Regions from separate parts of the Homo sapiens genome. Here all the other regions are linked to region 1. A link is an interaction called in ENCODE POLR2A ChIA-PET data of the cell type or tissue named here. Cell type or tissue: HepG2. All regions are shown on one strand. Region 1 overlaps COL27A1 (collagen type XXVII alpha 1 chain). Region 2 holds the start of KIF12 (kinesin family member 12). Region 3 has its middle 18 kb from the start of KIF12.

Region 1 (8,000 bases):
TTTTCTTTTTTTTTTTAGAGACAGGGTCTCACTCTATCACCCAGGCTGCTGTGCAGTGGTGTGATCACAGCTCACTGCATCCTTAATCTCCCAGGCTCAATTCATCCTCCTGCCTCAGCCTCCCAGGTAGCTGGGACTACAGGCACGTGCCACTATGTCCGGCTAATTTTTTCACTTTTTTTGTAGAGTCTGGGTCTCACTATGTTGCCCAGGCTGGTCTTAAACTCCTGGCCTCAAGTGATCCTCCTGCCTCAGCCTCCCAGAGCGCTAGAATGACAGGCTTAAGCCACTGTGCCTGGCCTAAAGAAGCTTCCGATTCGATAACCCATCAAGTTTATGAGCTGCTTCCACAGGCGCGGTGTCTCCTTTAGGACCTCATGAAAACTGGTTGAGGAGGGCAGGCTGTGTGTGTTCATCCCTGCCCCACAGATGATCCAAGAGGGGTTGGAAAGAGATAAAGGACCCCGCCAAAGGCTCCCAGCGTGTTCCTGAAGGAGCTGGGATGCAACTTGTGGTCCCTGACTTCTGGCCAGGGCTGAGGCTCTTTCTGCTCCTTCAGCCCTGACTACTGAGGACAAGGGGAAGACACCAACCTGCCCGGGTGACATCCCTGTCTCAGGCCCCATGCTATCCCCTGTCCCCACCCTAGGAGGAACCCGGAAGCTGGTAGAATCTTTGTCCACTGTGTAGCAGATGGCAACCTGGTCACTTCTTCACCAGATACCAGAATAATGTAATGGAAGAGGCATCTTTGAACGGTGATGAAATGAACTCTCATTCTTTCTGGCCTCTGCTGTCTTCCCTTGACCCCCATATATATCCAGGATCTAAGCCCAGCAGAACAGAAGCTCCAGCTGCCCAGGAGAAGAGCTTAATTGTCCCCCATCCAGGCACATGCAGACTTGGGTTCAAATCCTGACTCCACCCCTTTTAGCTCTGTGACTGATCCATGCTGAGCCTGTTTTTGTAGAACATAAGATGATAATAGCTCCCACCTCTGGTGGGGAGGGTGGCCTGAAAATGTGCGTAAATTTTATTTGCATATAAAGCTGTAGTAGAGGCTGGGCGTGGTGGCTCACACCTATAATCCCAGCACTTTGGGAGGCCGAGGCAGGCGGATCACTTGAGGCCAGGAGTTCGCCAACATGGTGAAACCCTGTCTTTACCAAAAATACAAGAATTAGCCAGGCATGGTGGTGTGCGCCTGTAATCCCAGTTACTTGGGAGGCCGAGGTAGGAGAATCCCTTGAACCTGGGAAGTGGAGGTTGTGATGAGCCGAGATCATGCCACTGCACTCCAGCCTGGGCAACAGAGTAAGACTCTGTCTCAAAAAACAGCTGTAGTAGAAATGAAGTAATTTGGGCTATCTTATCTAGTTTTGCTGAGTGACTTTGAGGAAATTCTTTCCTCTCCCCAGGGCTCAGTCTTCCACTGAAATAGGGTGTTGGGACAGCTCTCCCCTTAGAAATGACTGTGGGACCTTTCAGTGTTTGAGAAAGGTGCAGTGGCTGTGTCTGCATGTGCAAACCTGCTCCTCGGGGTTCAGGGCACGAGAGCAACTGGCAGAGGCAGAGACAGAGTTCTGGGCCCAGGCCTGCCAGGAGTTGTAGCTGCTGAGTGAGGAAGCTCTGTGGGAGCCCCAGGAGGGGGGAACATGGAAAAATTGAGCTTGGCCCTGGGTGAGTTGGGGCGGGGAGGCCGTGGTTCACAGCCCTGCACAGAAGCTGCACAGAAGCCCCACGCCTGAGAGGAGGCGAGTCAAGGCCTTATTTATTCACGATCAGGCCACTGGCATTTGCCCGTGCTTGCACTTTTTGCAAATGTCCCCTCGGGAAGACGCCGCTAAGGGCCTGGCCCACACCACGTGCTCTGTGACTATCTATCTATGAAATGAACAAAAGAATTTGATCCTTACGAAATGCAGGTCGTCCTGACTCCCAGGCGGGGTTCCTTGAGGTTACCCAGAACTCTCCTGCCAGGGAGATGAGGAGGCCATGTGGACTGCAAAAGAACATAGGCTTTGGATTTGGGACAACCTGGATTTGAACCATTCCCTTATTCAGCCATCCATTCATTCTTTGCACAATTGTTAACTGAACGTCCTGTAGATGCCTGGTGCTGTATGACCTTTGGCAAATCACTTAACCTCTCTAAGCCTCAGTTTCTGCCTCTATAAAATGGGGATACGGTGCCACCTACCTTTCCAGGGTCGTTACATGGATTCAGTGAGATGCGGGGGTCGGGGGGAGGGGAGTAAAGCACATATGAAACCTGGGTCCTGGTAGATTGTCATGGCTGTGATTGTGGACTGATGGTGGGTGTTGAGGTGGGGACTTTGGTGCACTGAGAGAACTGGGAGGGTCTGGACATAGTCTCACATTTGCTTGGAGAACTGTGCTATGAAAATACTAACCTGGGGTTAGTCGGTGGAGCAGGGACAGCAGGGAGCCTGAATGGATAAGAGTGTCATGACACATGTCAGCTAGACAGCGGGGGTTTGGGGGAGGACTGCCCCCATTTTTTTTTTTTTGAGACAGAGTCTTGCTCTGTTGCCCAGGCTAGAGTATAGTGGTGCGATCTCAGCTCACTGCAACCTCCGCCTCCTGGGTTCAAGCAATTCTCCTGCCTCAGCCTCCTAAGTACCTGGGATTACAGGCATGTGCCACCATGCCTGGCTAATTTTTTGTATTTTTAGTAGAGACAAGGCTTCACTATGTTAGCCAGGATGGTCTCGATCTCCTGACCTCCAGGCAGGGCCCAGACTCACTGGGGAGAGTTAAAGGAACAGACTATTTACGGAGGGGTGGACAGCATCAAGGGAACCAGCAGAGGCAGGTGAAACACAAGGGGCCTGGAAACTGCAGGAAATTGTTACCACACCCAGACCAGAAGGTCCCAGGGAAAGATGTTCCCAGAACCCAATAAGAGTTAAAACCTTGAGCAGGGGTCTCCTCACAGAAGCAGGGGCCATGGGCGAATACAGCTGCAGCCAAATTATAGCACAGCAGAGAGGGCACAGGGAGAGAAATATACCCTGTCCTCCCTTCTGTGCACTCTCTTCCTGGGGTCTCCCATTGGCCAAACCCAGCTGGAAGCCAGAGGTCAAGGAAGGCCGGGGTATAATCTGTAGAAGTCAGCTTCCCAGGGCACGGCACAGATCTGGGGAGTAAATGGAGAAGAACCAGCATGCATATGCCATCTCAGAATATGGGTATTACATTCCCATTTCACAGCTGGACAAACTAAGGCCCGGAGGCCCAGGGAGATTAAGTAACTTGCTCAAGGTCATACAGAGCTGTACTGATGCCAAGAAGCTCTGTTCCAGCAGGTCCTTCCCAGGACAGAGGCTAGGGAAGTCTGGGTGCCCTGTGTGAATTCTTAGGAATAATCATGAGCTCAGATGGTCAGAGATGGGAGAGCCCTTTGAGGCCCCCTATCTACCCCCAACAGGTTACAGACACAGAGTCGAGGCCTAGAGATCAAAAGGACATTGCTCAGGGTCACATGGTAGGTAGCAGCACACCTAGGATCGGACTTTGGTCTCCTAAACCCCAGGCTTGTAAAACCTCTCATTGCTTGGCAGGCAGAGGCTCTTCCAGCTGGACACAACGGTGGACTTGTTCCGTAGGATGGGGTTCCCCTAGATCTGGCTGTCAGAGGCCAGGACCCTTGGGGGAAGCCCCGAGGGGTCTGCTTGGTTGTTTCCATGGCTCTGTTTGCGTACGCCTGGAGCCCAGGCCTCCTCCACCTCCCCCAGGCAGGCCTGAGCCCCCGCTCTGCTCCCCCTCAGCTCCAGGCCCTCTCAGAGGCCCCGTTGTTTGCAACGCAAAGTGGAAAATCCCACCCCGGCCTCGTGAATCATCCCAGAGTCACCCGCTCAGGCTTCAGGCCCTGGAAAGAAATGGCAGCGTTTTTCCACTGCGGAGAGAACAGGCAGGGTCTCGGATCAGGGGAGAGGGGCCAGGGGGCACCCGTGCTCGCCACGAGCAAAGTGGGCACTGAGTAGGGGAGGGTCCAGCCCGTGGCTAGCACTGGGCAGCCGGCGGTCCCCACCCAGGTTGAAGGTGGAGTGAAGGGATTGGCCAGGCCCGAAGCTGGGGCCGCCCCGTCAAGGAGTCCGCCTGTGGGCTGACATCACCAGGCTGGACCCTGGGTCCTGAGTGGCACTCAGAGTCTGCTCTGCAGATGTGGTGGATGAGGTCAGACTCTATCCTGGATGCCCCTATTTCTGGGGCAGAAGACATGCCAAGAGGGAGTGTCCAGGCCTCTGCAGCTGCAGCCCCACCAGGGTCCATGAAGGAGCTGCACCCACGGAGCCTGTTCCTCCCCGGAGTCCTGGACAAGCCCTTCACCCTGCTGGGTCTTTGCCTTCTCTGTGAGATGGGAAGAATCTCGCTTTTCCTCTTCACTTGATAATGTAGCAGAGGAAATTACCCCCACCTTGGCTTTCCGCAACTCAGGAAATGCCAGTGCCAGGAAGTTTCCAGGATCTTCATTTCACAGATGTCCAGAGAAGAGAAGGGACTTACTCAAGGCCATATACCTAGTTAGAGTCACACTCAACCAAGATTGTGTGGCAGCTGCCCAGGGTAGGAGAACAGGTCCAGTGGTCCTGGGTTTGAATCCAGGCTCTGCCTCTTGTTAGCTGTGTGGCACTGGGCAAGTCACTTTTCCTCTCTGAACCTCTCTCTGGTTTCTTACCTGTTGAAACGGCATGGTATACCTACAGTATGCTTCGTCTCAGCCCCCTGCTTTTTCTTTAATTCTGGGTCCACCTGGGACAGTTGGGTCAAGGAGGGCCTTCTAAGAAGGGACATCTTTTGCTGTCCCCTAGAAACAGATGTGAAGGAGGATGGCTTAAAATTTTGAGTTGAGGACGTTCCAGAAGCTTGCTTCACAGAAATAACAGCTAACATTTTTTTTGAGCATTAATTGGGTGCCAGACACCAGGATTAGCACTTGTTATAGATTATCTGTCGGCTAGGTGCTATTATTAACCTCATTTTACAGTAATAGAAAAAAGGCTTGGAGCCTGGAAATAGCTTTGCTCAAAGCCACCCAGATAGTAGGTGGGTGGGGGGGGGTGCCCTATGTGAACCCAGGCCCGTGGTGTTACACCATACTCTACTGCCCAGAGACAGCTGGAGAGGAGAAGTGGGTAAGACTGGCACCCAGAGTCCAGAACCCACAAAACCAGACAACCCCTCTACCCACCCCTGGAACTCTGCCGCCAATTTGGCCAGAGGTCTCTGGATGCTCAGAGGTAGCTGGGACTTGCCCGAGGTCACAAAACAGACCCTCCTCCTTCTGCTCAGGGCTCTTGCCCAGTGACCTTGGTACCCATATCTGCCTGTCTGGATCTCTCCTCTGATTTTTATTCATGGACGAGCAAGCACGTGGTGTTCACAGGCCAGAACTGTGAGCCGAGACTGCCCAGCATGAGATCTGGATTAATTACCAGCCAAACCAGACTGGGTTTTCAACACCGATTTTAACTCTGGGCAGGAAATCTGGAATCTCATTGATGGTTATTTGAAACAAATGAATTCCCCAGGCCTCACACATCCTCGAAAGCCTGGCTTCCTTCAAAGGCTGCAGGCACAGTTCTTCACATCAGGCGCTTAGTTAATCCTCATTTACTCCTTCGAGGTAAATGCAGTGGTAGCTATTGGACCCATCTTAACGGGGAGCATCTGAGACTCAGATAAGTGGGAGGAACTGCAGGAAGTGTGCAGCTATTAAGTGGTAAAGCCAGGATTTGAACAAAGATCAGCTCATCCTTCAGTAAGTCTGCTCGGCTGCCTCCCTTCCTGTGTAAAGAGAAAAGAGATGAGGACACACAGATGCTCCTTAAATGCTGAGCTTCAGGGTTAGGTTTTTCACTTGTGGGAAATGGGGAGCCCTTAAATGTTGTTGAGCAGGGGAGGGCTTTTGGAAGGTGAATGAGGCTGTGTGGAGGAGGACTGCAGAGGGGAGGGAGGAGAGAGTAGAGGCAGGGAGACCACTGAGGGGGCTGCTGCCGGTTCTTGGGGAGTGGTGATGAAGGCTGGACCATGCTGTGGCCATGGGAACAGATAGAAAATTTGAGTGCCAGTTACATACCAGGCACCGTGTTAACATTTATCATCTCTCATGTCATCCTTGGAATCCCATGGGGAGTGTTTTATTGCCTCCGTTTGTATGGGCACAAGCTGGCTAAAGACTTGTGCATTTTGTCAGCGGCAGGCAGGGATCTGAACCCAGGCATGTCTGATTCAAAAACCCATGCCATGCTCTGTGTGCTGTGCTGCCTGTTTGTGGGGCAGAGATACTTGGTGTGACCTTGGCCAAGTCCCTTCTCTGTTCTGATTCTGCAGAGAATTTGGCTGAGCTCTGAGGTTTCTGGCTGTTTTATTTTATCAAACGTTTGGCTGAGCCCTGGGGATAGGCAGATGACTCATATCCCCTTAGTTCCTTTGAGGAGACTGTCATCTGATGGGAGACACAGGCTTCTAAGCAGATAATTCCCCAAGTAAGATAGCGGTCTTTAAAATAGAGGAAAAGAAGGGACTTTGTCCAACTTGGGGAAGGTTTTCTGGAGAAGGTGACACCCTAAGTTAGCTGGGTGATAAATGATGAGGGCGTCAGTGACTGAATAGTAGCTATGAAAGCCCAAAAGCCCCAAAGAGCATGAATTTCTCAGGGCAGGGACCTCAGGGGACTCCTCCTCTTAGCCGCGGACTATCCATGCCCACAGCTGCAGGCGGGATTGTTGAATGACTGCTTGAGCCCATTCTCTGCTGCCAGTGGGCACTGTCTAATGCTGTCTTCTTGTTTTCTCCTCAGGGTCCCCCTGGGCTACCTGGGCTACCTGGAATCCCTGGTGCACGTGGGCCTCGGGTGAGTTATCTCACACTGTCCTTTGGAACTCTTGGTGGCTCTTTGGCCTGCGTCTCACTGCCCCTGAGGTCTCGGGTTTGCTGTGTGTCCTCAGGTTCTTCCCTCCCCCTCTCTGGCACCCATATTTGGCTTTATCCATTTGGAGTGGACTTAGGGCTCTCAAGGGTGCTATATGGACAGATATGGCATGGAACAGCAATGACCTCTTGTAGGTCTCAGTTGTCCATTGGGGATATCACCCTTTGCAGCCTGGGGTGGGGAAGGGGCTCCAGAAGATCACATCCCTTCGGCTGGTGAGCTTCAGTGTTTGGCCAGGAAAACTGCCTTGGGGAATATATGACCCTTGCATCCCTCTTCCTGTTTCTGCAGGGCTCTCCTGGAGTAGGGGTGCGGACATAGGTACCTGGAGGGGCCATGCGGGGAGGAGTTGAGTTCCTCCTGCTGGAGAGAGGCTGGGGGACAGCTTGGCAGGCTGCGGTGGCTGACTGAGCTAGCCCAAGCCCGAGAGGGAAAATAGCTCCTATGTGATGTGCCTGGCACCTTCTTTTATGCTGCCTTATTTGACCTCTCATGCCCACCCCAAGTTCCCATGGGACAGTGAGATCATTCTCATTTTAGAGATGAGGAAACTGAGTAGGAAATGGCAAAACCAGGACTGGAACCCAGGCTCTTACCCATATACTGGAACCCTTGGAGATCCCCTTAGAGGGAAACCTACCTGCTTCCCTTAGAGGGCTGAGACCAACAGCACCCGGCATCTGTGCCCAGGCTGAATCAGCCTTTCCCACGCTGGGTGCCTGGTGAGGCCCTGGCAGAGGTAGCTGCCTGGGGCATATTTTTAGCTCTGAGCCCAGCGAGTGGTTCTGGTTATGCAATTACCCAAGCCCTAGTTCCCTCCAGACCTGGCCCTGTGCTCCCTGGGCCCAGGGCTCTGGAATCTGCCATCTGAAGCGGCATTTCCTCCTGGCTTCAGAGCCTTCATGAAGCACGTGCCCTCTGGGGACCACATAGATATCACAGACGCTGCTAGCCCATGGGACCTTGCAGCCTGGGACCAGGATGAGGCCGTTGACCTAGGCAGCCTACTCCCTTCCCCAACCTCCTGAGCCCCCAAGCCTCT
Region 2 (8,000 bases), 76 kb before region 1:
CTGAGGATCTCCAGGTCCAATACCCTGGGGTGGGGTTGGGGAGAAAGCTCAAGTCCCTTCCCCTTACTAGGCCTCAGTCTTCCCAACTGCACAAGGGACATGCCAAATGTCTCTGAGGGTTCATCTTCTGCAGTTGAGTGGTTCTATTTCCCAAATTAGCATGGAACTTTATACACCCTTAGAGTTTATACATTCATAAGCAGTGTTTTACGAAGGGAGAAGTCAACAGCAGAGCTGGGGCCAGAATGGGGCCTTTGGTTCCTGGATCGCAGCTCTTTAACCCTCTTCTATTTACTACAACTCCTCTGGTATCCCCCACTGTGGAGAGCTGTGAGCCAGGCACAGAGGAGAGACAGGAAATCACACCGGTGGCCCCCAGGTCTCACCCAGGGCCAGCAGGCTTCGGTTGATGCTGTTAGCCTCAAGCATCAGCTCCCCACGGGATCCCGTGGCTGCTACCTTCTCACTGCCTGCCAGGTCCACAAAGCACAGCTTCCCACCAACAGGGGGCTCCCCAGGGTCCACAGAAGGCATCTGCTGGGCCTGAGGGATCAGAGCTTCATGGGGACTTGGGAGGGACCGTCCCCATCAAAGCCACAAGGTTATGGGACCAAGAGTTTCCATTATTAACCCCCATGCACACCCAAGTTGGTTTATATGTCCAGATACAGACCCTTGCTTGGTGGCCCCGGGTAAGCACCTTCCCAGGCTGGAGCACTCACAGTTTGACGGCTGATGTAAAGGGTGAGCAGGGCATGGCTTCGGCTGGAGGCCTGGTTCAGGGTGTGGGCTGAGTTCCTTCGACGGCTGAGACCTGGAAGGGAAAAACATCAGGAGCTGGACCTGGTAGGAAGAACAGGTCATCATCAATGAAGAAAAAGGAGCAAAGGAATCCTGGCGGAAGGGTCAGCCTCATGCAAAGGCAGGGAGGCAACAGAGTGGGTGTTGTTCAGGGAACGATGGGATGTTGGGCCCTGCTCTAGCAGAGATGGGTGGATGGAGGATAGAGAAAACTGAGCAGAAGAATGACAGTCAGATTTGCATTTTATAAACATCTCTCCCACTGCTTCGTGAAAGGAAGGGGAGAAACTGAGGCAGGAGATCAGCTGAGAGGTGTGGCACAGTGCTGGGGCCAGAATCCACAGTCAGCATCTCCAGTGCCTGCCAAAGGAGGGGTGCCCAATAAATACTTGATTTAAAAAAAAGAATGAGGCTGAAAGGGCCTTTAGGCTAGGCTAAGAGGTATGACCTTGATCCTCAGGGCCCTGGAAGGGTGGAGGGTCTGGAGGCAAAGAGAGATGGGGTTTGCAGCATAGAGGAGAATGGATGGGCAGGGGAGAGCCTTGAGGTGCAGAGACCACCAGGGAGCAAGAATGAGTCCTGGCGGAGGCCGAGGCCCTGGGCTAGAGAGGAGAGGGTGTGAAAGGAGTTTGGAAGGCAGAATTAGCAGGCCTTGTTGGCAGTGCGGGGAGGCCCTTGGGCCATGCCTTTGAATTGTGGTTTACTGGTCCTTCCCCACCTCCCCCAGGAATCATTTCTGAAGCTGCAGCTGCAGTCTGGGCCCCAAGTCCACACTCAGTGAACAACTGAGGAATGGGCACCCCTACCCGCAAAACTCCCCGCTGTCAGCACACACCCGTTTGCAAAAGTTCCATCAGGGCCTCCAGACTCCCAAATTCCACCACCCGCAGCTGCTCCACATAGAAGCCCCGAGTCTTGTTCCAGCGAACAGGGAGGGGCCGGGGAGACCCCAGGCTCAGCAAGTCCCGAACCTGGGAGGGGAGGGAGGAGGGTGAGGGAAGGGGATCTTTCTGAGTCCACCCATCCCCAGATCTTACTGACAACAGTCCCCACCGCCTCTTCTGTCCTTTGATCCAGGCTCCCTGGAAAGAAGCGCTCCGTTTCCTCATGGGCTGTCTTTCTATTCCTCTCATTCCCTTACCTGCTCATTGTAGATCTCCAGATAAGAGGCGCGAAGGGTGACAGGGGCACCCAGGTGCTGCACGCGGTCCAACAGCCAGGCGAAGGTCCTCTGCATGATGCCAGCCAGGCTGGGGGGTACAGGCACCCCCTCCCCCTAGGGGCAAAACCAGCTGAGCCATCGTCATCTCCACAGTAATAACTACCCTCTGTAGCGCATGTATGATACCGTGCGCCGGGAAACGTGCCAAGTTCCCAAACAATGGCTCATTTAATTCATAGTCGGTACTGTCACTTCCATTTTACAGATGAGAAAACTGAGAGCTAGGAAGGGGCCAAAGTTGAAGCCCAAATGCTCCAAATTGGGCAAGTCCCTTCTCTTTGGTCCTCAGCGTCCTCGTCTGCAAACAAGCGGGTCAGGCGGCGTCGTCCCAGCCCCTTCCCTCTGGGAGTCTGCGCCGCCTGCGGCTCCCCAGGGCTTCCAGCCCACCCAGCCCCGCCCCGCGGGGGCGCCGCCGGCGCTCGCTCACCTGGGGAGGGGGTCCAGTCAGGGTGTAGGTCTTCCCAGAGCCCGTCTGGCCAAAGGTGAAAACAGTGCAGGAGAAACTGCGGGCGGCAAGGGCGTGGCTGGACTCCGGCGGCTACCCGGGGTGGGGGCTGGGGGTGCTTCGGGGCCCCGCCAGGCCCGGCGCGGAGCGGAGGCGAAGCTTCACTCACCCGCGCAGCGCCAGCTCCCCCAGGCGCCGCACGCCGCACGCCCGGAACACGTCCTCCTGCGTGCGCGCCGCGTCTAGCACCGCACCGAAGCGGAACGCCACTTCTGGACCCCCGCCTGGAGGACTCACCTGGCGCGGGTGGGGCGGAGGAGCGGGGCACTCTGGAGGAGGGCGGGGCACCCTGGAGGGGCGGGGCACCGTGGAGGAGGGCGGGGCACGCGGGAGGAGGGCGGGGCACTCTGGAGGAGGGCGGGGCACCCTGGAGAAGGGTAGGGCGCTCGGTGAGGCACTCGGTGGGCGAGCACCCTGGGTTGGGGGTGGGGTGGGGGACACTCACTAGGGCCGGGGCATTCTGGGGAGGGTAGGACACCCTGGAGGGGCGGGGCATTCTGGGGGGGGCGGGCACCTTGGGTGGGCGGGCACTCAGAAGGGGCGGGGCACTCGCAGGGGTTGGCGCGGCGCACCCTGGCGGAGGGCTGGGCATCCTGGAAGGGAGGGGCACTCTGGGGAGGGCGGGGCACCTGGGAGAGGACCACTCCGGGGGAGCGCGGGGCCTAGGGCAAAGTTGCCTGGGGGAAGGGATCTGGCGTCCCCGGGATTTTTTATTGGGGAGATAGAGAGAGGGGTTCCTCACCTGCAGAGTCCGGGTCCCTGAGCAGTGCAGCACGCTCTGCTGCCCTCGACGCAGCTCGGCCGCGCTCATGGGACGTACCCTGGGGTCCGACAGAAGGGCAGATGGTACATCCTGATGTCTTCCTCGATCCTTGTCTCGCCCAGGTGCCTCCTAGCCAATTTATACCCACCTGAGCACCACCTGGATGGGCGTTTCCGGCCCCTCTGGCCCTTGCTCCAGGCTCCGCGCGAGATCCCTGTGGGCAGCAATGCGACTTATCATACCTGCACCTAGCGGCTGTTCAGGACTCCTCGAACCTGTCTGAAGATCTGCTTACCCGTCGGGTGACCCGCGTTCTTCCATGTCCTGCTCTGCACACGGAGTTAGCTCCGCCCGCGTCTCCTTTATTTACCCCCCACCAATACCCTCCCTTCTCCACAACACTGGGACTGTCTACACACATCTTGCATTCCCACCCCATCCCCCATCCCAGGCAGCCATCCATCCGGAAAGACTCCAGCTGCCCAGGGCTAGCTCGTTAAAGATTTACCCTTCCTCACCCCTGCGGTGGAGAAAGTCTCTCCCAAGCTAGGGGACCCCTAGCTAGGGGGTTCTGGAGTCTGAGGATCCCTTGCTCTTGGCCAGTCCTCACAAGAGGAACCCGTGGGACCACCCAGACCGGCCTCCTTTGTGCCCAGTTGGGGATACCTAAGCAGATAGGAAGGACTCAACCAAGGCCACAGAGCTAGCCTGCACAGGACCAAGCTTTTCCCACCCTCTCCACATACCCCCCACTCCCACCCCCAGCAGCTCAGCTCAGGGCCCAAGGAGTGGCACAGGTCTCAGTCAGCTCTAGGGACGACCTGGCTGGATTGAATCTCTGAGCTGACCTGAGAACAGGTTTCCAAGCATCTGGTAAAACACTGGGGCACCTGCCTCTCTAATGCCAAAGTTAATCCTAGGCCAGCATGATTGTTTAACCCTCTCCTGGTCTGGCTTATGAGAACAGCAGAGATGTCTGTGAATGTGCAGGGATGGGGCAATCACTTATTCTGTACCAGTCTCCATGCTGGGCACCAGGGCAGAGGAACCCCATGCAGCCCCTGACCCTTCCCAGCTCACAGTGTGTCTGGGGAGATGGATAAGTACAACCCAGCAGCGTGTAGGGCCTTTAGGGGGAGTACAGAGGCCTGTAGGAGCCAGTGGGGGTGGGGAGGAGGTGAGGGTATTCCAGGCAAAGCAAACAGGAGTCAGGATGGCCAGGGTGGGGTGGGGAGATGAGTGTGGCATGGAGAGGTAGTTTGAGGCTGGATCTAGCTTATGGTGGGCACATCAAGGAGTCTGGACTCACTCTTCAGGGAACCAGGAAGCCATTGAAGGGTTATAAACAGGGATGTGACACCATCAGGTTGGCATTGTTATTATTATTGTCATTCTGGCTGTCTTTGTATGTTCTCTGAATATTTCTGCAAACTCTCCGGCCCCCAAACACACATTAGGGTGAAAGCCCTAAAAATCACTTTTTCTCAATGTGACACATTCTATACCACCACAAATTACAGCCAACTATCAAAGCCACCCTGCTGGAGAATGGGCTGTCTTGGATGGCAGTGAGCTCCCCAGGCAATGGAGATGTATAAGAAAGAGCCATTTGACCTTTTGGTTATAGGACCCTCTAGCAGGGGCCACAGGGAAAGTTCTGTAGAACTAATAACCACTGCCCCCAGCTCTGCCACTAACTTGCCACAGTCTTGGCTTCTCTTGTTTCCTTCCTGTAAAAAGAGATTAATGACTTCTCTCCTATTTGACATAGTTGTTCTGAGATTTCAATGAGATGTGTCATTGAAAGTGAAAGTTGTAAATAATTACCTAAAAACAAAAATAAAAATTCCTAGATGATCTCTAAGTTCCCTTTCAACTCTGAAGTTCCTTAATCTATTTTTTGAGTCCTTGAGGTGGATAAGACAAAAATTACTATCCCTGTTTTTCAGAGGAAAAAAAACTGAACTAAACAGCGAAAGGCAGGGAAAGTTATCTAAGGAGAAAACAACAAATGGCAGAACTGAGAGTTTAAACCCAGAACTATGAGCTGTACATCCTGATGCTGCTTGCTATGGCAAGTTGCTTTTGTCAGGAGTAAACCCAGTAAATGAACAAGGTGCTCCTTTAAAAGCTGTTGAAAGTGTTAAAGACTATCAATCACTAGCATCTTAGTGTGCATTGGTTTAGTCAGATTGCTGGCCCTCCTCAGGCTGGACTGAGATGAGCCACGCTGAAGGGATTTTTGTTTTTTTTGTTTTGTTTTGTTTTGTTTTGGAGATGCAGTTTCTCTCTTATCACCCAGGCTGGAATGCAATGTTGCGATCCTGGCTCACTGCAACCTCCACCTTCTGGATCCAAGTGATTCTCCTGCCTCAGCCTCCCAAGTAGCTGGGATTATAGGTACTCACCACTACGCCCAGCTAACTTTAGTATTTTTAGTAAAGACAGGGAGGGTTTCACCATGTTGGCCAGGCTGGTCTCAAACTCTTGACCTCAGGTGATCCACCCACCTCAACCTCCCAAAGTGCTGGGATTACAGGCATGAGCCACCATGCCCAACCTTGAAAGGATTTTGATAAAAGTGCAGAAACAGGGGATATGTTGCATGCTGGTCAGTGGGGGCTTGTGCACCAGGCTTCCCAACCTGGGTCAGAATGTGTACATGATTTGATGTCCTTTGAATCACAAATGCAGGAGCAAAGTCCTGGTTCTGTTCTCTAACAGTGAGTGCAAACATCTGCTACCCTTAAATTGAACAGTCATGAGCAAGTTTTTATTAAGCCTCCTCTAGGTGTCAGGCAGGTTTCTAGGCACTTGAGATGCATACATTAGTGAACAAAACAGATAAAAATTCTTGCCCTTATGGAGCTTACCCTCTAGTGAGGTGGGAAAGGCAGATAATAAAAATAAGCATATAAATAACTTACATAGTATGTTAAAAGCTGAAAAGTGCTACGGAAATAGTATCACTCAGTGTTGGCGATGGCGAACAGGTTGTTGTTTATATAGTATAGTCATGGAATACCTCATTGAGAAGGTGACTTTTGAGGAAAGACTTCAAGGACGAATGTGAGTTAGTCATGCAAATATTTGGGGGAAGATTATCCTAGGCAGAAGAATTGTCCGATGCAAAGGTCCTGAGGTGGAGTATGACCAGTGTGTGTTCAAGGAATGGAAGAAGGCCAGGGTGGTTGGAACACAGTTAGCAAGGGAAGAGTGGGAGACAAAAGATCATAAAGGTGGCTGGGTGCAGTGGCTCATGCCTATAATCCCAACACTTTGGGAGGCCGAAGTGGGCAAATCACGAGATCAGGAGTTTGAGACCAGCCTGACCAACGTGGTGAAATCCTGTCTCTACTAAAAATACAAAATTAGCCAGGCATGGTGGCACAGGCCTGTAATCCCAGCTACTCAGGAGGCTGAGTCAGAAGAACCACTTGAACCTGGGAGTCAGAAGTTGCAGTGAGTCAAGATGGCACCACTGCACTCCAGCCTGGGTGACAAAGCAAGACTCCATCTCAAAAAAAAAAAAAAAAAAGAAAAAGATTATAAAGTTAATAGGAGCCTGGTTATGTGCAACCTTGTAGCCCACTTTAAAGATTAAATATAAAGAAATATCTAGCACATCTTAAGCTGCTGAAAACCAAAGACAAAGAAGAAACCATAAAAGCAGCCTTAGGGAAAAAACCATAGCCTTCAAAGTAGCAATAAGAAGACTGACAACTACTTTTGAATAGAAACTATGGATGCCAACAGACAATAGACAGTGTATCTTTAAAATGCTGAGATTAAAAAACAAAAATCAACCTGGAATTATATGTCTAGCAAAAGTATCCTTCACAAATGTAGGTAAAATAGACATTTTTGAACAAACAGAAGCTGAGAAATTCACCTCCAGTTGATCATCACTACAAGAAATACTGAAGGAAATTTTTATATGTTGAATGAGATAGAGCTCAAGGAAAAAATAAAGAGCATGAGAAAGAATAAATATAGGATGTATATAAAATCATTTTGAGGCCAGGCACGGTGGCTCATGCCTGTAATCCCAGCACTTTGGGAGGCTGAGGGGGGTGGATCACCTGGGGTCAGGAGTTCAAGATCAGTCTGGCCAACATGGTGAAACCCTGTCTCTACTAAAAATACAAAAATTAGCCGGGCATGGTGGTGGGCGCCTGGAATACCAGCTACTAGGGAGGCTGAGGCGGGAGAATTACTTGAACCCAGGTGGTGGAGGTTGCTGTGGGCCGAGATCATGCCACTGTACTCCAGTCCGGGTGACAGAGTAAGGCTTTGTCTCAAAAAAAAAGAATCATTTTGACTGTTTAAAAGAAAGTAACACTAACTTTTTGCTACCATTATAATATATATAGAAGCAAACAGACATTACACTAGAATAAAGGATAAGTGGAGTGAATGGAGTTAAACCATAGAATTGTAGCATTGGTTCTTCAATTGTTTGGGAAGTGATAAAAGTACTAACTTAAGGTAGACTGTAGTAGTTCAGGGATGTATAGTGACATCTTTAAGGTAACTATCACAAAAACAAGAGTTAAAACTAAGAAGCTAATAGAGAAAAATGAATTAAAACTACTTGACTGATTCAAAAGAAGACAAAAAATGAGATATAAAGTCACAAAGATGTCGGGTACGGTAGCTCACACCTGTAATCCTAGCATTTTGGGAGGCTGAGACAGGTGGATTGCTTG
Region 3 (8,000 bases), 58 kb before region 1:
AGATGAGACTCTCATCAATCCCAAGACCGAGTCCTATCCGGCTTAGGTGGATTGATTAGCACCACTTTCTAGGGCTTTGTACCCTTCATTTCTTCTTGCCAGCTCCATCTACCTAGACCCCTCTCTTTTCCAGTTCTCAGAAACTGGACCCTCTCTTTTCTCCCCAGAATTAAAGGGGTGCTGGATTCTCTTAGTCTTGCCTCCCTCCCTTGGCACATATGCCCACTTTGGTACTACTACTACTATGACCTCTACTAGTATTGCTGCCACTGTCTTCTCGTAGTCCTTCTAGTCCTTTACTACGACCCTGCCAATGCTTCTACTATTACTGCTGGCACTTCTTACTATGACCACCACAACCAGTACTTCTACTACTATTGCTTCTACTGCCTCTACTGCATCCCCCGACAAATCTCATCTTGAATTGTAATCCCCATGTGTCAAGAGAGGGACCTGGTGGGAGCTGATTGGATAATAGGGGCAGTTCCCCCCACACTCTTCTCCTGATAGTGAGTGAGTTCTCATGAGATTTGATGGTTTTAAAGTGTGGCACTTCCCCTTTGCTCACTCTCCCTCTCTCCTGCCATCTTGTGAAGGTGGTGCTTGCTTCCCTTTCGCCTTCCACATGATTATAAGTATCCGGAGTCCTCCCCAGACATGAGGAACTGTGAGTCAATTAAACCTCTTTTGTTTATAAATTACCCAGTCCCAGGTAGTCTCTTTATAGCAGTATGAAAATGGTCTAAAACATAGTACTTCTTACTCTATTACCACCAGTATTTCTACTGCAGTACTGCCACCAGGATTGCTTCTCTTGTTATTTATACTACTACCACTTTGCTACTACCGTAATGATGACTACATACTATTTGCAGCTACTGCTAATAGCAGCAAACGTTATGAATCACACACAATGGGCCAAAGACTGAGCTAAGCACCCTGTGTCAATTGATACAATTTAAACCATGGCAACAGACATCTGTGGTGTAATATTATTGACAAAAAGAGTCAAACTCTGTAAAATGTTTATTTTATTATTAAAAATTATTATGAAATTGAAAATTATTATTAAAAAGAGATTTATTCTGAGCCAAATAAGAGTGACCATGGCCCATGACACAGCCCTCACTCAGGAGGCCCTGAGAACACGGGCCCAAGGTGGTTGAGTGCAGCTTAGTATTATACATTTTAGGGAGACATGAGACATCAATCAAATACATTTAAGATATACATTGGTTCAGTCTAGAAAGGCGGGACAACTTGAAGCAGAGTGCATGTGGGGGCTCCCAGGTTTATAGGTAGAATAAAAAAATTTCTGATTGGTAATTGGTTAAAAGAGTTATTATCAATAGAAAGGAATGTCTGAGTTATGATAAAAGGTTGTGAAGACCAAAGTTTTATCATGCAGATGAAGCCTCCAGGCAGCAGGCTTCAGAAAGAATACATTGTAAGTGTTCCTTATCAGACTTCAGGTCTGCGTTGATGTTAAATAGGGGTCAGCTTTTCCTGAATCCCAAAAGGGAGGAGGGCTACTGAGGCATGTCTGACCTCTGCTTCCCATTATGGCCTGAACCAGTCTTTCAGGTGAACTTTGGAGTGCCTTGACCCAGAGGAGGGAGTCCAGCTGGTTGGAGGGCAGGGGGCTTAGAATTTTATTTTTGGTTCACAATATCCTCCCTCCTTTATTGATGGGGAAACTGAGCTTTGCAGAGGCTAAGTAACCTGCCCAAATTCATAGAGACAGTAAAAGACTGAACCAAGACCTCAACCAGCCACCTAACGACAGGGACCAAGTCTGAGATCTAGAACCTTTCTCCTTTGTCCTTTGTCTACCTTCAAGAGTATATCCTTGTCTTCTCTTCAGTCCTCTGGAAAGAATTACTTGAAGTCAAAGAAGGAAAGGGGGCCTACCTCTACAGATGTCTAGAATGCTGTGAGCAATGTACATAGTAGGTGTTCAACACATACTGTTTGAATAAATTGGATTCTAATGATAACCTTTTGAGGTAGGAACAAGGATCTTGATGTTGCAGTTGGGGACACTGAGATTTTCAGAAACGCTGTGGTCTAGCTAAGAGGTGAAGTTGGGACCAGATGCTAGAATTCAGTCCTTTCATGACCTCGAATACAAAGTGAACTGTCCGACCCGACCACAAAGTCTTCTGTGTGCATTGTACGTCACGGTTTGCAAAGCTCACACATCTGTTATTTAATTCTCACAACAGCCCTCAGAGGGGGTGATCGGTTCCACTGTAATGATAAGGAAAACCAGATTCAGAATGCTAAGGCAGCTTTGGAAGGGCTCATGGAGAGGCAGCAGCAAATCCAGGATTGAACCAACTCCTCCCTACTAACCCAAGGGTGGGAGCCTCCCAGCGAAGACTCCAAGAAGTCTCTCTTGGGACAGCCCACCGCCACTCCCTGTCCAGCCACCTCAGCCCCTAGGGTGGGCAAGCCCATGGCCCCAAGGGGTGGAGAGAACCGGTTATTTCCAGCCTGGTACTTAAGGGCTGGCCAGGGAGGAGGGAGGAGGGTGTGAGCCGGCTGGCAGGCTCTGTGCTCCCAAGAGGGTCTGGCCTTTGGCTGCTGAGAACTGGGCAGGGGGTCAGGAACTCCTGTCCAAGCCACCCAGGCCAGCTGAAGCTGGGCAGGTGTCCCAGGAGAGGGCAGGCCACTCCCTCCCCAAAAAGGCAGGAGTATGCAGCCAATATGCACACAGGCGGCTCATTCAGCCCCTGCAGCTCCTTGGCCCTGCCCTGGGCCGTGGCCCCCAGGCTGAGGCACTGCCCCTGCTGTTCTCGGGAGATGGAAACAGACAGCAGTTCTGATCAGGACCTGTGGGTCAGTGAAGAGCAAACACATCCTGCTCTGAGCACCGATTGGGTGCCATCCATCCTCTGCAGCTCTGTAAGGTGGAAATTCCCGCCTCCCACGGTTCCTCTCCCACTTGTGTGTGGAATGCGATCACCACGCTGCCTCCCTTTCAAAGCGCCCAGTGTTTCCTAACTCAGGACCTTTGCACATGCTGTCCCTATGCTGGGGGTACCTTTCCTTTGGCTTCTCACGTGACTGGCTCCTTTGTCTTCAGGTCTGACTGTAAAAGGTCACCTTTCAGTGGCATCTTCCCTAGCTCCCCTCACTCATAATTTTCCCCACCTCCCATGCACACACCTTGTCTCTGTCACCCTCCTCTACTTTCTCCTCAGCATTCTTATTTATTTATTTATTTATTTATTTATTTATTTATTTATTGAGATGGAGTCATCTTGCTCTGTCACCAGGCAGGAGTGCAGTGGCGTGATCTCAGCTCACTGAAACCTCCGCTTCCCGGGATCAAGTGATTCTCCTACCTCAGCCTCCCGAGTAGCTGGGATTACAGACACGTGCCACCACGCCCAGCTAATTTTTGTATTTTTAGTAGAGATGGGGTTTCACCATGTTGGCCAGGATGGTCTCGATCTCTTGACCTTGTGATCCCCTCTCCTCGGCCTCCCAAAGTTCTGGGATTACAGGTGTGAGCCATCGCGCCCTGCCCATATTTATTTTTTATTGATTTTTGTTTGTCTCTCTCCCCATAGGAATAAAGAATCTATTTTATGAACTATCAGGTCCCCAAGGTCCAGCAGAGGGCTTGACACATAGAATCAACATTTATTGAATGAATAGATGGAAGGGAAGTGAAGGCTCTTGTCCACCTTGTCCATGTTCTCATTGTTAAAGAAGGCATCACCAACATTGAAACTCGGGTCTGTCCGTCTCTAAAGAGGCCCCCATTTCACCTGTGGGTGTGCTCAGTGAGGACACCATCTTCCCTGCAGTGATTTTTTTTCTCTGCCCCAAAGGCACGTTCTTTATACATGGGGCATGGTGTCTCCTCCAACTTCCCATCACACGTCCTCCCGCCTCTGCTTGCATATCTCCAAAAGACAGGGAGCTCACCCCATCCACTGCAATATTAGAAAGTCCCTTCCAAGACTCTACGACCTTCAGAACAATGGAACGGGCAGTTCTTCACAATGTTCTCAAATGCTGAAGAGGAAGAATTGCTGTCGTTAGCACAAGGCTGTGGACTTGGACAATACACTTTTCTGTTTATTCATTGATTTTCTGAGCCCCAACCATGGGCCAGGGCTGTGGTGTCGAACTAGAGAGCAAAAGAGCCTTGGTGGCCGCCTTCTCGATGATGTGTCAGGTCCACTGTGGCCTTTGGGCCCTAGAGTGGTGGTGGCAGGGGGGTGATGGAGGAGGCATGTGGAGTGGATCAGATGCTTCTTGAAGTCGATAGTGCACACAAGTCACCCAGGGATCTTACTAGGATGCAAATTCAGGGACAACAAATCTGGGTAGAGGTTCTATGTTTCTCCTAAGCTCTCGGGGGATGGTGATACCACTGGTGCATGGACCACACTTTGAGTAGCAAGGTAGAGACTCAACTGACAAAAGAAGACAGTGAAGCCTAGAGCAAGTCAGGGACTTGCCTCGGGTCACTGGTCAGGCAGCAGGAGCTGAGAAGGGACGGCCTACCTCCGCGGGCCAGGGCTCTGGAATTCGTGGGGCAGGCTGGGCTGAGTATGCCTTTGTGAGGCATGGCATACCTGGACTCACCCGAGCTGCCCGTCCCTGCCCATGAATAGTGGGCCTCTTTCCTTCCTGCATAAGGCTTGGCGGGCGCAAGCCCACGGCCGCCCCCTCCCCTGCACACACACTTACACACACTCACACACCCCTGCCGGCTCAGCTGCCCTCCCTGTTTGGGGAAAGTCAACAAGAGCATTTGAAAAGTCTTTCTGTGTGGAGAATCTGTTTGTATAGGGGGAGGAAACGGAGAGCTGGCCAATAGGTAGAAATATTAATGAAGCTTGTTATAAAGGGCCCATTCACGGCTCTCCGAGTAAATAGGGCTCTTGTCGGGCTGCCACGTTATCTGCCAAGTTCAAGAATGTGGTTTGAAAAAATAGAATTTAAAGGGGTGAGGTGGAGCCTTCAATGGCTGGCCTGCTGGAGCTGGAGCCAACTCCAGGAGGAGCCTGTGCTGTGGGGGGCTGTGGCTGGGGACACTGGAGGTGCTGGGTCTTGTGGTGAAGGCTGCCTGGGAAGAGGGGCTGGTGAGGAGCCGCTGGAGTTCCGACTTAGAGAGAATTCCTGTCCACCGGTGTGGAATGCCCCGTGCCATTCCTTCCTCCCCTTGGTGCCTGGCACAGGGCTTGCAGATCCTCTGCTTAGCCCCCCAACCCAGTCTACCTTAACTCTCCTGCCTGGGGATTTGCCTCTTGGGATGTTGGTGGAGGGGATCTCTATATGGTAGGAGGAGGGCTTTGTAGTAATTCTTAGCCATAATGCTGTGCTATTCCACAAACCTCAGCCATCTTCTCCCACGCCCTTACGAGGTCCTACTTTATACATTCTTACCAGATGCTACATAAGAAAGAGCATAAGAGACTGAGATGTTTGACTCAGAGAAGGAAAGTGACCAGCTCAAGGTCACTCAGCAAGTGTGTAGCAGAACTGGGACTTGCTTCAACCAGTTTCCTGTTGGGTCATTGTTCCCGGCACTGAAGATAGTGCCTGGCCTGAGGGGCTGTCTTGTCATTTCACATGTACAGTGTCTTACTTTTAGCCCTGGACTTAAAGCAACTTATAAGCAAGGACCGTGTCTTATGCTTAGTTTTCCCCTGGCCAGCTGTGTGGTCTTGGACAGGTGACTTTGCCTCTCTGAGCCTCAGCTTCACCATTTGTAAAATGGGGTCATTGAGACCAAGCCCTCCTTTCCAGAAGACTCAGTGAGAGGATGTTGGTGAAGTGCCCAGTGCTATGCCAGGCCCTCGGTGGGTGGCCCAGGAACAGTGGCTGAGGGCACTTCTTTTTCTGTTCCAGCCCACAGTGCAAGGGTAGAGACTCCAGGAAGACTGTCTCCTTTACACTTGGACCCTAGAAGGCTGGTCTGTGCTGAGGGTCATAAGAAGCTGGTAAATTGAGAATCAGGGGTTTCTGCCACCCATGGCATTAGGCGGCAGAGATACATGTGTGTGTGAACTATCACGAGGGTCTGTCAAACAGGCCCTGCAGGAAGCCCAGGCAAGCCCGGGTGACCTTTCATCCTTTCCCCCAGAGAGCTGCACAGAATACACCTCTGTCAGACAAGGGTTAACCTGGGTGGGAGGGAATATTTACACTGGCTTTTCTTTGCAAATAAAAGTTGGTGGCTGGGTGGGGGTGGGGGGGTGGGGAGGGTCGGGGGGTGTCCCATAAAACAAAAAGGAAATAATCTATGCAAAAACTAAATGGAAACGTGTTTTAAAAGACTCTACCAAGAGCTTGCTGAGTGACCCTGAACAGTGGGGACTTAGGGAAAAGTTGACAGCATCCCCTTTAAGAAGAAGTGGTGTAGCATAGGTAGGGCCATGAGCACAGGCTTTGGGGCTCACAGACCGAGGTTAGAATGTGGGCTCTGCTCTTCTCTGGCTATGTGACCTTGAGCAAATCGTGGACCTCTCTGGGCTTCCATTTCTTTGATTTGTACAAGAAAAGAGAAGAGAGGGTTAAAGTATGTGAAGGTCCCTGGCACTTCATGGATGCTCATTAAATGTCAATTTCCTTTCCTTTCTGGGCCTCTTGGCAGGTCGAGGGGAAGTGTCTGACAGGTCTCACCAGCCAGACTGGAGAGAGACACAGCTCTGCAGGTCTCAGTGCCTGCACACCAGCTCAGTAGCCTGATGCTGACTATGCCCCTAGAGCCCTTTACAGTTTGTAAGGCATTCACCTACTTGCCGTTAAAGCCTCCCAAGAATCCCATAAGGTGGTCATGGCAGCATTTACTACCTTATGGTGCTGTGACTGGGAAAGGGTAAGGGACAAGAACCCAGTGCTCTGGGGCGGGGCCCAAGTCTGTCTTCATTCCTTCATTCCTTTAGCAAATATTGATTGAGGACTTGTTATGTCCAGGCACTATGCCAAGCATGGGAGATACATAATGAATAAAAATCGACACAGATGGGTGGTTGATGGATGGGTGGATGGGTGGATGCTGGTCAGATTATGGGTGGGTAGATGGATAGATAGATGGATGATGAATGGATGGGTGAATGGATAGATGAATGGATGATGGGTAGATGGCTGGCTGGCTGGATAGATAGATGATGGATGGATGGGTTGATGGATGGATGGATGATGGATGGTAGATGGATAATGGATAGGTTGATGAATAGATGGGTGGATAGATAGATGGATAGATGGTTAAATGATGGATAGGCAGATAAATAAATGAATGGATGATGGATAGATGGGTAAATGGATGGATGGATGGATGGATGGTGGATGGGTGGCTATGTAGATGAATAAGTGAGCGAAAGAAGGATGACAAGTCCCTTGAGGACAGAGCCCTGGTCTATTCTTTCCACCACTGGGTCCCCAATACTGAGGATGGTGCCTGATACAGAGGGATTAACACTTGCCATATGAGTGTCTTCTTTGGTTGAGTAGACTCAAGAACCAGGCTGCCTGGGAGTCTGAGACCCAACTCTGCAACTTCGTAGCTGTGTGGTCAAGAAGAAGTTACTCAATCTTAAGTGTCCTCAGTTTCCTCATCTACAAAATGAGGTTGACAATACTTTATAGGTTGTTGTGAGGATTAAATGAGTTAATACATGGACATCCCTTAGATCAGAGCTGTGCCTGGTGCACACCAAGTCCCACGTAAGCATTGGCCACATTGATCATTTTTATGGTTTCACATCTGTGCTCCCTCCCGTCTCCTGAAAAAGATAATAAATCCTCTTAAGGCAGGGCTCTGGGCTCTGGGTGCCCTGCCTACTATGCCTCCTAGTAAAAATATGTGTTGACTCTGTGGCTTCAGAGAAAGGAAGATCTTAAATCCAAAGCAGGGGCAAAAAAACTCCAGGGTACACATTCCACTGGGGCCAAGGGCACAGCTGGCCCCTGACTGAGGGAGGCAGGATGGCAGGACAGTCAGAGCCTTGGGCTGGGAGAGGAAAGGTTGCATT

What was found. ChIA-PET counts read pairs that join two places held together with the same protein. Peaks named below come from ENCODE experiments on the same cell type or tissue, not always from the same donor. Only the 100,000 strongest peaks of a DNase experiment are listed, where the experiment ranks them.
Region 2: POLR2A ChIA-PET joins it to region 1 with 26 read pairs; 3 of 35 experiments call an interaction of 5 or more read pairs at or near these places.
Region 3: POLR2A ChIA-PET joins it to region 1 with 60 read pairs; 3 of 35 experiments call an interaction of 5 or more read pairs at or near these places.

Annotation. Positions count from the first base shown.
Region 1 is chr9:114,171,465-114,179,464 of GRCh38, forward strand. COL27A1 (collagen type XXVII alpha 1 chain) reads left to right here. Exons shown (of 61, transcript NM_032888.4): 4 at 6,827-6,880. Among named protein-coding and RNA genes, the nearest start is that of COL27A1, 20 kb to the left of the region's middle. In HepG2, a CTCF peak has its summit at 3,471; DNase peaks (open chromatin) are centred at 3,497 and 4,137.
Region 2 is chr9:114,095,665-114,103,664 of GRCh38, forward strand. KIF12 (kinesin family member 12) reads right to left here and starts at 3,628. Exons shown (of 19, transcript NM_001388308.1): 1 at 3,587-3,628; 2 at 3,440-3,505; 3 at 3,271-3,349; 4 at 2,638-2,765; 5 at 2,451-2,526; 6 at 1,943-2,077; 7 at 1,637-1,772; 8 at 723-814; 9 at 387-543. The coding sequence starts at 3,612. It overlaps LOC124902251 (a long non-coding RNA gene), which reads left to right and starts at 2,691. Exons shown (of 2, transcript XR_007061740.1): 1 at 2,691-2,774; 2 at 3,414-5,155. RefSeq lists an enhancer at 3,417-3,952. In HepG2, a CTCF peak has its summit at 504 (motif pointing right); DNase peaks (open chromatin) are centred at 506 and 3,727; H3K4me3 peaks cover 1,250 bases.
Region 3 is chr9:114,113,674-114,121,673 of GRCh38, forward strand. No RefSeq gene overlaps it. Among named protein-coding and RNA genes, the nearest start is that of KIF12, 18 kb to the left of the region's middle. RefSeq lists enhancers at 1-236, 5,996-6,290. In HepG2, no CTCF peak of the experiment used is centred here; DNase peaks (open chromatin) are centred at 2,158, 4,148, 4,738 and 6,108; H3K4me3 peaks cover 1,099 bases.